Linked DNA regions of Homo sapiens: region 2 is linked to region 1. A link is a loop called in an ENCODE intact Hi-C map of the cell type or tissue named here. Cell type or tissue: heart right ventricle. All regions are shown on one strand. Each heading gives the region's core, and the rest is flanking DNA. Links, peaks and the distances in the headings are about the cores only.

Region 1 (5,820 bases), core at 224-5,223:
TCCAATCTACTAATTAAAGGCATAGCATTAGTTAGCAAAGAGTGAAAGAGAAAAACTAGCCTTGGATCTCTCAGTGGCCAGTAGATTTCGTTTCCCCTTTTTCCATTCTCCTCAGAAGACAGTTTGCTTGATTGCAAATTAAAGACAGTAAATCAAGGTAATCATTCACCATTCTTTAAGAGAACTATTCACCCACAGTCTCTAGCCCACATGAGATCATGGCATTACACAATTTTACACAGTGATTTGTGAATGGTAGAACACATTGCTCTTTTGTGTCAGGTTTTTTAGGAACTGCTAAAAAATATATGCAGTATTGCCAGGCTGACTTTAATTTGTAATTAGATTATGTTTTCCACCACTTTGGGTTTAGGTTCAAAGACAACAATCTGTCTTAGTGGGTTATCACACAGGGAGAATTTTTTTTTCACATTATTTTGGTAAATTCATATTTAAGTGTTTTTCCAAATTCTTAAATTAAAACCACAATAGGTAATTGCATTAATTTTTTTTCAGTGACTGATTTACTTATATTCAACCCAGTCCTCTATGTTTATAAACTAAAAGGTAATGATATAAAGAATCAATTAATTACTGTTACACAGAGATAAAGGAGAAAATATTGTGTAAAGAAAGGCATAACATTTACTCTTACTGTTACTTTTGACCAAATTCTTGTTTTTAATTTTTTTTTTTTTTTTTTTTTGTCTTGGAGAGCACTCACGTGATTAAAGAAAGACCTCTTCTGATTCCCTGATCTTTTAAATGTAGGAATATTTAGGACTCTCATTAAAAACTTTTTGTTTCATTTGCTAAAGTCTAGCAATATGCCTGCTTTTTTTCCATTTCTAAGATATATTTATACAATGAATTTTCTGGATATGTGGGTCCTTTTGTGTATATTAGGTCACTGTTCTCTGTCAACTGGAGTTTCTACTAATTGTTTCACAGAATTAGGAAACTTCCCACAAAAATCAGGCTTGTGATATCACAGAACTGTCTATGAAGCAGAATTATGTGAGCCTGCGGTTACTGCATGCCAGGTGCATGTGTGCAGGTTTATATATACACCTTCTATCTGCATAGGTATCCCTGCAACAATACTTCTAAAATATGCATTTATACACATGCTGTTTTTGATCTCTGATTCATGAACTCAGATCCATTTTAAGAGTGCCATTTCACAAAGTCCATGGAAGAGGTATGACTATGAAGTGGAGAAACAGATTTTTCATAGACGTTGGAAAATTCATTACTGTGCTTTTCCAGTGATTATATTGAACTTCACCTTGGACCATTCGTGTAGACTAGTTAGGGATGTCCTGCTTCTCTGGTGTAAGAATAAAGAGGTTTTAGTCCCCTTAATAAGGGAGAATCCAACAATTGTAAAATAAATGACTTTTGCTCTCCTTAATTTTTTTAACCACAATTTAATATACGCTTGCAAGATTGTCTAACTCCTCCCTGATTTAATTCTCCGAGACTCTAAAATCATAAGATACATAATTAAAGGACCAGGCAGAGTTGGGTTTTTTTCCCCTTAAAATGACAATTTTAGAATAGTAGAACCTCCTGATCAGAAGGTCATCTGGTGTAGCTTCCCATTCACACTAATCTCCCTGCAATGCGGACATTGTATCTTCCTATCTATTTTTCATCTAATAATCTCCTTGTAAAAGAAGGCTTTGAAATTATTTAGTCCAATTTAGTTTTTTGAAAAGAGAAAAATCCTAAGGAAATACCTCGATGAAATCAGTCATCTTGCCAGTGGAACCTGGCACTCGCAGGCTCACTGCCTGGCTACCAGTGCTGTTCTCTTCCCATTATGTTGTACATATTCTATTATCCATTCTCATAACATCCTTTTAAGGCAATGGGGCCAAGGCACAGGGAAGCAAAGGGAGAAGCGACATTATCTGAAAGTTAGAGTTGAAGCAAGTTTGTGACTCAACAGTCTCAGAAGAGGCAAAGATTAACTAAATAATGCCTGCAATTATTTATTTTAACTTCCAAAGAAAAGAAATTGGTGTGTTCCTCCTTTAATGGATGAGTTTTCCCTGGATCATGGTAAACCACGTAGCAAAGGAGGATGCATAGAGCAGAACACATTAGGATATGTGATCTTTAGGGAATTTGCTCAGAGCCCTGGTTAGATTTTGAAGACAGCATGCATCCTTCCAGCATCTTCCACTCCTTTGAAATCAGCATCCCTCATCTTACTTCTCCAGGATAAAAATTAACATAGCTGTTACCATATTTGCAAAGGCCAAACTTTATTTGATAGATAGATAGATAGATAGATAGATAGATAGATAGATAGATAGATGTATTTATGTATAAAATATGTATGGTGTGACAGGTAGGAATTACGTATTGGAACAATGGGACCATGGGACCAAATATATTAAATGGGAGCAACTGCAGCAAATCTGAGAGGAATAGTGTGCAGGATACATACGCTAAAAGCTACAAGCTAATCTCTTAGTTATTGCCCCCTACATGTAAAAGTAAGTGATTGGAAAGGATTTATCTCTAAAATTGGAAATGCTACATGAAATATTGTAAAGTGGAATCAATACGGGTACATATGGGCACAATAATATCACATGTATGCCTGTAGAGAATCATATATATGTATGGCCACTTGCTCTATCATTGAATATTTAGAGGTAAAGCTTCCTTAATTTTATGTGCACAAGAATCACCTTGAGAGTGTCTATAAAATGAGGATCTCTGGCATCCACCCAAGAGATTCCGATTTCATAGATATGGGATGATTCTGACAGTGATCAATCCCAGAACTGCATTTTAAGTAACCCAGTTCTAGGGAACTGTAAGGCTTAATTTCTCATTGTATTTACTGAAGGGGGCAGTAGAGCCTAATAGATGAAAATATGGGATTCAGGCGCTCTGACTGCAAGCTTTATTGATGCTGGCTTGCTACATGACTTTGGGCTCTACTTAGCACTTCTATTTCTACATCTGTAAAATGGGCATGATGATATGACTGTGTTTGCTTCAGGTCTTAGAAACAAATTTAACTTCAAATTTGAGAAATAAATGAAAAATACAGTGTGAAAATATTCCAAGTTTGTAGATCCTCAAACATTAACAAGCTTTAGCTCTTTCCCATGTTTCATGTACCATACCACTTTTTCCTTTGTATTTCACTTCATCTAGTTTTTATTAAGCTGGCATTGGGATTAGCATGTCTGATTCTGTGGTAAAGAAAAGCCCTTTCCAATATGGGATGACAGTAGGTCTTAATCACAGTGTGGGTGTAAAATTTCACTGTCTTGTGTGCCGACTAAACGCAGAAAGCTTTCGTCTGAAGTCGAGAGTATCACAGTCAATCTTTTTTTCTTTTCTTTTTTGAAAGACAGTGTTTCCCTTTGTCACCCAGGCTGGAGTCCAGTGGTGTGATCATGGCTTACTGTAGCCTTGACCTCCTGGGCTCAAGCGACCCTCCCACCTCACCCTTCAGCGTAGCTGGGACTACAGACTCAGGTCACCGTGCCAGACTAATTTTTTATGTAGAGACGGGGTTTCGCTATGTTGCCTAGGATGGTGTTAAACTTTTGGCCTCAAGGGATCTTCCCACCTCGGCCTCCCGAAGTGCTGAGATTACAGTTGTGAGCCACTGCACCAGCCTGGATTAATCTTTTGATAGCTCAGCCTCAGTGGATCAGGTTTTCCCATGGCTTGATATTGGCTGATGGAATATAATTCTGGCTTCTTCAAGCTTTAGTGTATTCATACAGGGAAAAAAAAAAAAAACGCAATACACACTTGCTTTTGTTTTCATACGTTAAGTCTGTCAAGCTCCTGCTGCCTTATTCCAGACAGCTCTGGTAAGTCAACAGGACAAGCTTAATTAGTAATAACAGTCATAGGAGGTGTCTACAAGGGAACTCTATCCACCATCATCACCTCTTTAATTGGCTTAGGAGAACCAGGTTCTCTGTGGAGTGTTTCCTCCGTGGTGCTTTTCCACCATTGATAGAAGATGACCAAATGTCCTTGGCCATCACTCTTCTTTGCTCGTGCCCAAAGTCGCTAAGCCAGGTATATCATTCTTCTAATGTTGTAGAAATTGAAAAGAGCAAGTAAACACTGAAGCCAGATCTCTCTCATGACCTCTTCTCCACAGAACCATCGGAAGTTCAAACTTCTTCTGTGAGCCCTGTGACTTTGGGCAGTCTAAATTCTACCTCGCCTGCTTCTCCAATGTCATCAAAACAATGAAAACAAAACCATTCAGAATTCACAGGAAGGGTTTAATACATTTAATGAAATTATATCTCTTAATTATGAAAACTTGACCAAATAGGCTTGCCATTTTTGGTTATAAAAGTGGAAATTAGTGATGATAGAGATCATCCTATGGACACTATAAGACTCTGTAGGCCATCCCAGGACCTGCAGTTTACACTCTGAATGCCACCTGCCAGTCTAAGCTCCTCTGTGGACGTCCATCTGGCTAGCATCCCCTTAGGCAGTAAATAAGTAGGGAGAGAGGCCTTTCTACAGGACTTTTCCTTTTAAAGTCCTTTAAAGGAACCCTACCTGTAATCCTTAGAAATTTTATGTCTTTGTCTTCTCTCCTTAACTAGCAAAAGTTTCAAAGGCTTATCTGTAACTCAAGGGGTGTCAGTTCATTTGTTTGCAAATGAAACCTGAGCTTTCTGAAAATGACTCCCCTGCAAAATCATTCCCCCATAACACTCCTCCAGCCTTCTAGTCGATTTTAGATCGTTTCCTGTTCTCCCACCTCTTGGAAGTATTCCATGGCACGCTGAGCAGACACTTTTAGTCAAAAACGCCTATAAATAGCTGATTTTCCCTGCTTACTGCCTTCTCTCTAAGGCTTTCACAAAGGAGGTGAAACGAATCCACTAGAAACAAGAGCTTTCTGTGAGGGGTGTGTGGTGAGGCTTATGAAAAATCAAATCCACAGGCCGAAAATTATCGTGTAGGTAGCTTTGCCATATTTGAGTTACGCAATCACTGCATGGAAAAAGAAACATTTTATTTCATGCCAGAAGATCTCATGAACTGAACAAGCCATCAAGTGTGTCTCATCTGAACTTTCATGCTTCTTTAAAAACATGTACTTTGACTTTCACACTGCTATAAAAACAAAAAATAAAAAAAAACAAGTTTTATTTATTAGATTCTATTTGTAAATCTAGATAACCAATTCCTGTAGCCTTTCCATCATGGGAAATTTGAAATGATTTTCCCCATCCCCATTTCTCCTCCCAACAGCCCTTCTCTTTTGCCTACGAGGCCCCACCCATGGTCCACATCACAGAGCCCCCAGAGTGGGGCATGACACTCCTGGAACACTGTGCCCATGCTAGGCAGGACCTTAATTTCTTCGTTCACTGATCTTACTGACACAAGCCTTAGAAACCCATACCAGTGGTTAATTTCATCCCCTCCTCCTTCCTTCCCCACCCCGTGAACCCTCTTTAGCAAGAGAGCTGAGCTCAGCAATACTTTCCCCTCCCCAGTACTCCCTTCTCTCACTTCTTTTCCCTTTCCTTTTGTGCAGCTATTTTATTACATAATTTGGAAGGGAATCCTAGTCCAAGATTGTCAGTTTACAATGAGACAACTGAGATCTGGAGAGGCTAAGTGGCATTTCCATGGCCCTCAGTTGTGGAGAGAGGCGGGGAAAAGCAGTGGCACTCAAAAGTCTTCCTGAGCTCCTCTTATTTTCAAGTTATCTTGATGTTACCCACACTGTGACTCACAGTGTTAATAACACTGATTCTGGCTGGGCGCAGTGGTTCACACCTGTAATCCCAGCACTTT
Region 2 (5,820 bases), core at 445-5,444, 160 kb after region 1:
AAGACCTAAAGCAAATTCTGAAAATAGAAGTATAAGCAAAGGCATAATTCATCAATGTGCCGCTTATTGCTTCTGCCTCCACTGAGCATACTTCTATCTTATACCATATGCCTTAATTTGATCCCAAACAGCAATTTGCACATGCTCATTCTTCTAACTACTAACAAGCCACTGTAACATTTACTCATTTCCCCTTTTAGACTGAAGCCTCCCCCACATGCACAAATCTTTCCAATTACTGTAAAAACTTCAGTTATCTGAGCGATGTGTCCACAGGCCTTCAACGCCATCCATCTTGGATTGACCTTGTCCTCATTCTTATCATTCTTTGCTCCTAATCTCCTCAGTTGTGGGGTTAATATCTCTTTTGTAGATTATGGCACCAATTGCATGTTCTGGAAAAGGCAACTGGGAGTCCAATCAGTTGCAGCTGTGCAAACTGTAGCTCAGCTGATCCGGCTGTGAACAGCAGCAAAGAAGCAGGGAAACAGAGAAACGGTAGAATGGTCCTGAGTCCACACGAACCCAGGCTGTACTTGTTGGTGGTTCAGGGTCTATCCTGTGTATATAGATCTCCCAATAGTCTGCATCTGGTTTTTGCACCAAGGCAGGGTTTGATGAGGATTGATTGAAAAGAATAACAGCTTTAAAGGCCAGTACTAGAGCTTTTGCAAATATTCACTGTGTCCTGCCCCATCCTTCTGAACACATCTGAAGGATAACTCTGTAAAGGAAACAGTACCAGTAGAACAACTTCACTCCCACGAATTTGCCTTTCCAACTGGGTAAGTCAGTTAGGAGTGAATTGATTCCGCTTCTATCTTTTCGGTGCACTTGCTTAAACTTATAGTCCTGCTAGCTACAGAAAGTAGTAACTTAAGCACTTTAACTAAAACTTGTGATTGCCTCCTTCATTTTCCCATATGCACTGTGGGAAAGCCCCATGACGTCAGCTGCAATAAGCCAAGGAATGATTAGCAGGCCAGTTCTGTGGCTTGACAAGCTCCCCAGTAATTAGCCCCCTGACACCACTGCCATTTCACGCACCATATTGTCTCCCTGTAATGGGCCTGCTTAAAATCAGAGCTTATTCGCTACTTGGAGAAAATAACACTATGGGTCCCTATTAGCTCTTAATAACTGAGGTTAAATAATTCCATGAGGTGTTCTGTAAGGAGTGCCTTGTGGGAGTTAACAGGTACAGGTGAGAAGCATGAGCCCCAGGTGAGACTTTCCAGTGGGAAACCCTGGGTATCTAGGCCTCGGCCAAGTGCTACAGAGACCCTGCGTGCCCAGTAGGGAGGGTCAGGACAGAGACGGGTGAGCTGCTGGGAGTGCAAGCCCCGCGGCAAACGCTGCTCTTGCTCCCGAAGTCCACCCCTGCTCACTACCACACTGATGCTGGGCTGACCCCCACTACAGTCCAGGCTGTTTTCCACCTCTTCTAGAACACTCAAGAAATAAAGGTGGGGCTGCATTTCTCAAGGAGAATTGAGAAGGCAAAAAGTGCAGTGAGATCCCCACTCAGTAAGTGTGTGTTCTGGGTTTGCAGCCTCAGCCTTCAGGAGCAGAAAGAAAACCCAAACTTCTAGCCATTAACAGGCCATGCTCCCCCCATGCCACCCCACCGGGGTCAGTGTGATCGTCACAAAAATACCTCTAGCCAGAACCCAGGAATAGTTTGTTAGGACTCATGCCTCCTTATACATTTCTGTATGCCTCCCTTCCCACAGCCCATCCCCACACTCCCCATCCCTAAACCACAACCTCATACTCCGATGCATTTCTGTCTTCCTTTTTTTATTTTTTTCTTTTTCTTTCTTTTTGAGACAAGGTCTCACTCTGTTGCCCAGACTGGAGTGCAGTGGCATGATCATGGCTCACAACAGCCTTGATCTCCCGGGCTCAAGCAAGCCTCCCACCTGAGCCTCCCAAGTAGCTGGGACCACAGGTGGTGCCACTGAGCCAGCTAATATTTTAATTTTCTTTGTAGAGATGGAGCTTTGCTGTGTTGCCCAGGCTGGTCTCAGACTCCTGGGCTCAAGTGATCCTCCTGCCTCAGCCTCCCAAAGTGCCGGCATTAGAAGCATGAGCCACCACACCCGGCTGGATTTCTGTCTTATTCCTCACCACAGTCAACACAGCTGATGATCTGGGTGGGATACGTGAGCCACTTTTAGGTGATTGAAGTTGAAGTTGTCTCACCTAGGTGGGTATTTTTATTTTTTGTTTTACATTCTATTTTTGTTCCAATAGACTAATTGGGCATATACATTTTATAAACAGGTCGATTTACCTGGCTATTCTTTAACACAATTTTTATCATTCATAGTGATATGATCTGATTCACTTGCATGATGAAAGCATTGATCACTGGAGTCATTACAGAAGGGGCATCAAGCTGTAGCTTTTATTCTCTCCAGTTATCAAGTTCTTATCAGATTTAAATGCCTGAAACAACAAGGATATGCCCTTGGCTTTGTTTTTACTTCCCTTTGTGCTGCCCTCTTACACTCTGTGGCTGAGATCATCGTGTTTATAGCCAAGTCTCTGCCAGACCTTGCCCAGGGCGGCCCCTCCTGGCTCTCTGACTTCCTCTGTCGTGTTTCTGGACTCTTCTGTTGCAGACGCACTGGCCTTCTTCTTGCCCTCACTCCCGTGTTTCCCTAGCCCTGCCCTCTGACCTCTGTGTGCCACCTTCTCAGGAACACCTGTTACTTATTAGACACTCACCAGGGAACCATGACCCACACATGGAGAGCTCTGACCTTCTGGAACCCAGCGAGCTTGTTCCTGCCTTAGGGCTCTGGCGCTGCTTCCACCCACCCCCTACACCCGTGCCTGGAGTCCTTCCTCCACCTCCCAACTCCATGTTCACATCTCTGTCTCATGGCCACTTGGCTCTGCCCCAAGTCAATCTCTTGTCCTTTGCAATGCTTACTTTTTCTTCATGACACTTACTGCCACATGAAATTAAATATTCACTTGTGTATTTGTCATCTCAATTCCAGCCAAAAAATTTTTCTGTCTTGTTCACTACTATGCCTCCAGCTCTTAGAACAGTGACATCTATAGTGAATGCTTTAAAAATATATATGGAATAAATAAGTAAAAGAGGGCTGTGCTTTCCTCTCCACAGTCATTGACACCGTCCTTGACGGGAGCTTTTCTGGGAACAGTGGGGAGAACATTAGACCAGAGTCTTTAACCTTCTAAACCTATACCTCTTCTTGATAAACTAACAAACAAACAAAAATTCAAATTCATGTCCCTCTGCAGAGCCTGAAGCTGGGTGTGGAGGAGAAAGGGCGGGGGATGACGTAGGGCCCCTATCAAAAATCTGCAGGGGCAGGTGAGAATTTTTTATCACAAGGAGTCTTGAGTCCCAGCCCCTCAAATCATTTTCCCTAAATATTCCTTCCTTTTGGTAGGAGTAGGATAAGAGTGTGTGAGAAGTGTTCCGTTTTGGTAGCTTGTCTTTCCTAGTGTAAAATGAAAGACCATTGGGTATTTATGGAGAGAGCCCACTGCACAGAGAAGCATAAATCCATCCATGTCCCAAGCTATATGTGCTAAACGTAGCCACACAGGAAGAATCACTTCCTCCACTACAGAAAATAGCAGCTCCCTATTTTAAATGTGCTTCTCATTGGCTGTAGGAGTAGCAGTAATTCATCTTCTATAGACCTGAGTTTTAGTTTTGTGAACTGATGTATAAAGGAAACCAGGTTTGGGCCTGTCCTGGGCTCCTTAGATCTCAGAGGCAGGAGATCATACCCTTATGCCCATGCTGTCTACTTCTAATTCCAGTATTAACTGGGCATGGCAACGGTAGGAATGCAGAGAAAAGAGGAATATCAAGTATTATTGAATCCTTCAGTCCCGCAAACACTGAACACTTCTCTGTGCCAAACCCCGGGTGCAGGGCTGGGGGAAATCGTGCCTGCCCTGGAGGGGTTCACAGTCTTGCATGGAAACCTACTTTTTCCATTGACTTTTCATGTCAATACCATGTGCTAAATCTTCAATTTCTGCACTGCTGCTTTACAGTGAGTCTCTAGGACCCAGTGCAAATGTACATGTTCTGCACAGACTGAAAAAATGTTGAAAAGCCTGGTGTACTGTCTCCCTAAATGACCAAGGGATTGTATACAGTGGACATGTGCAATTACTTTCAACTCTACTGGTACGTTGTTGAGAACTCAACTTCAGGTCAAACATGCTAACAGTTCAGCTCACATTCGAACAAAGCTTATCAGATCAAAGGAGCTGGCACAATACTGCTCTGTGGTTTACTGGTGTATAGTGAAGCATTCTTAAAATACATTCTTCAGTCTTAGGAAGGCTCCTAAAGGGGTGTCTTCGGTAAATATTTGGAGGCAGATTGGGCCAGCACAGAGTGAAGGAAGGTGTGTAGGGGGTTGGAGTGCATGTCAGGTTGCACGGCAGCTTTCTCATTTTATTTAGGCCCAGGACTTGGGTTCTTCTATGTAGTTTTTCTTCATAGCACTTGCCATCATTTGCAAGTGTATATTTATAGGAGCACTTTGAAGGAAGGACTATGTTTTTTCCACGGTTGTATAACCAGTATCTGGCATATAATAAATACTCAGTAAATATTTGTTGAATAAATTAACTAAACAAATAGACTTTGTAAATTTTTTTCTGTCCCAGTCTTTTTGGAGAGTGGATTCAACCAAACTGTAGGCTTTTGAAGAGGTGTAAGGCATCTCAAAGGCAGACAGAGATTTCCCTGAAAAATCTGTTTTTAAAGAAACCTGGTCCTCTCTCCCTTCTTCCTTCCACCTAATGTGCACCTGGGAGAGAAGCTTCAGAAAGTCATATCTGAGTCACAATGAGGAGTCTCTTTACGCGTACTGTCAAGTACGCTCTTACAATTTATTTTCTCCAAGAAAAAGCTAATTCAGGTCCTTTTGTATCCTTTTCCTTCATTACCATTTCCAAGCTTTAGCTTACTTACGATTGTGCTTACTTAAGCTTTTAAATTCTTGTTGTAGAGTGTGCCCCAAAATTTAAAGCCACTTAAGTCCAGATGCCCATCGCAAACAGATTCCCTCATCCTCCACCCTTCCTGAAGGTGCTCTTGGAGAGGAAGAGGCAGGAAACGGAGCAGAAATGAGACACTTGTATTGTCCTTTGCAGGGAGCCTTGACAAGAAGCTGGAATCCTGGGCGCTAGGGTAGGAAGACATGACTCCTCCACCCCTGATACCACTCAGGCAAAATGGGTAAAGATCACCCCATATGAACTTCAACTTGGTGAATTCACAGCTCTCACAATAAAAAACATTTTGTTTTACAACGGTCAGATGTGTGTTCTTGCTCAGATAGGAATTACAGCTGGGCACAGTGGCTCATGCCTGTAATTCCAAAACTTTGGGAGGCTGAGGCAGGTGGATCACTTGAAGTCAAGCATTCAAGACCAGCCTGGCCAACATGGTGAAATCCCGTCTCTCCTGAAAAGTACAAAAATTAGCTGGGTGTGGTGGTGCACACCTGTAGTCCCAGCTATTCTGGAGGTTGAGGTGGGAGGATTGCTTGAGCCCCGGAGGTGGAGGTTGCAGTGAGCTGGGGTCACGCCACTGCACTCCAGCCTGGGTGACAGAGTGAGACCCTGTCTCAAAAAAAAAAAAAGGAATTACAAAGGATGAGTTGTATGCAGTTTTTTGCCATTTTCTCATGGATGAAACAATGTCATTCTGAATTTCAAAAGAGATTGCAGACCTGGCCAAGAAGAGGTTCCTTCTGTGGTAGTCCTCTGCTCCTAAGCACCAAGTCACCCAGTGGCCCCAACATCCCT

The links. A loop is a pair of places that touch in the nucleus more often than their neighbours do. Peaks named below come from ENCODE experiments on the same cell type or tissue, not always from the same donor. Only the 100,000 strongest peaks of a DNase experiment are listed, where the experiment ranks them.
Region 2: it touches region 1 in a loop (2.9-fold over the local background); 55 of 110 quality-filtered maps call a loop at or near these places.

The regions. Positions count from the first base shown.
Region 1 is chr18:3,867,112-3,872,931 of GRCh38, reverse strand. The region is part of intron 4 of DLGAP1 (DLG associated protein 1); the gene reads left to right. Among named protein-coding and RNA genes, the nearest start is that of DLGAP1-AS3, 8.2 kb to the left of the region's middle. In heart right ventricle, for the core only: a CTCF peak has its summit at 2,849 (motif pointing right); no DNase peak of the experiment used is centred there; H3K27ac peaks cover 738 bases.
Region 2 is chr18:3,707,845-3,713,664 of GRCh38, reverse strand. All of the region lies in intron 7 of DLGAP1 (DLG associated protein 1), which reads left to right. Among named protein-coding and RNA genes, the nearest start is that of DLGAP1-AS6, 58 kb to the right of the region's middle. In heart right ventricle, for the core only: no CTCF peak of the experiment used is centred there; a DNase peak (open chromatin) is centred at 2,614.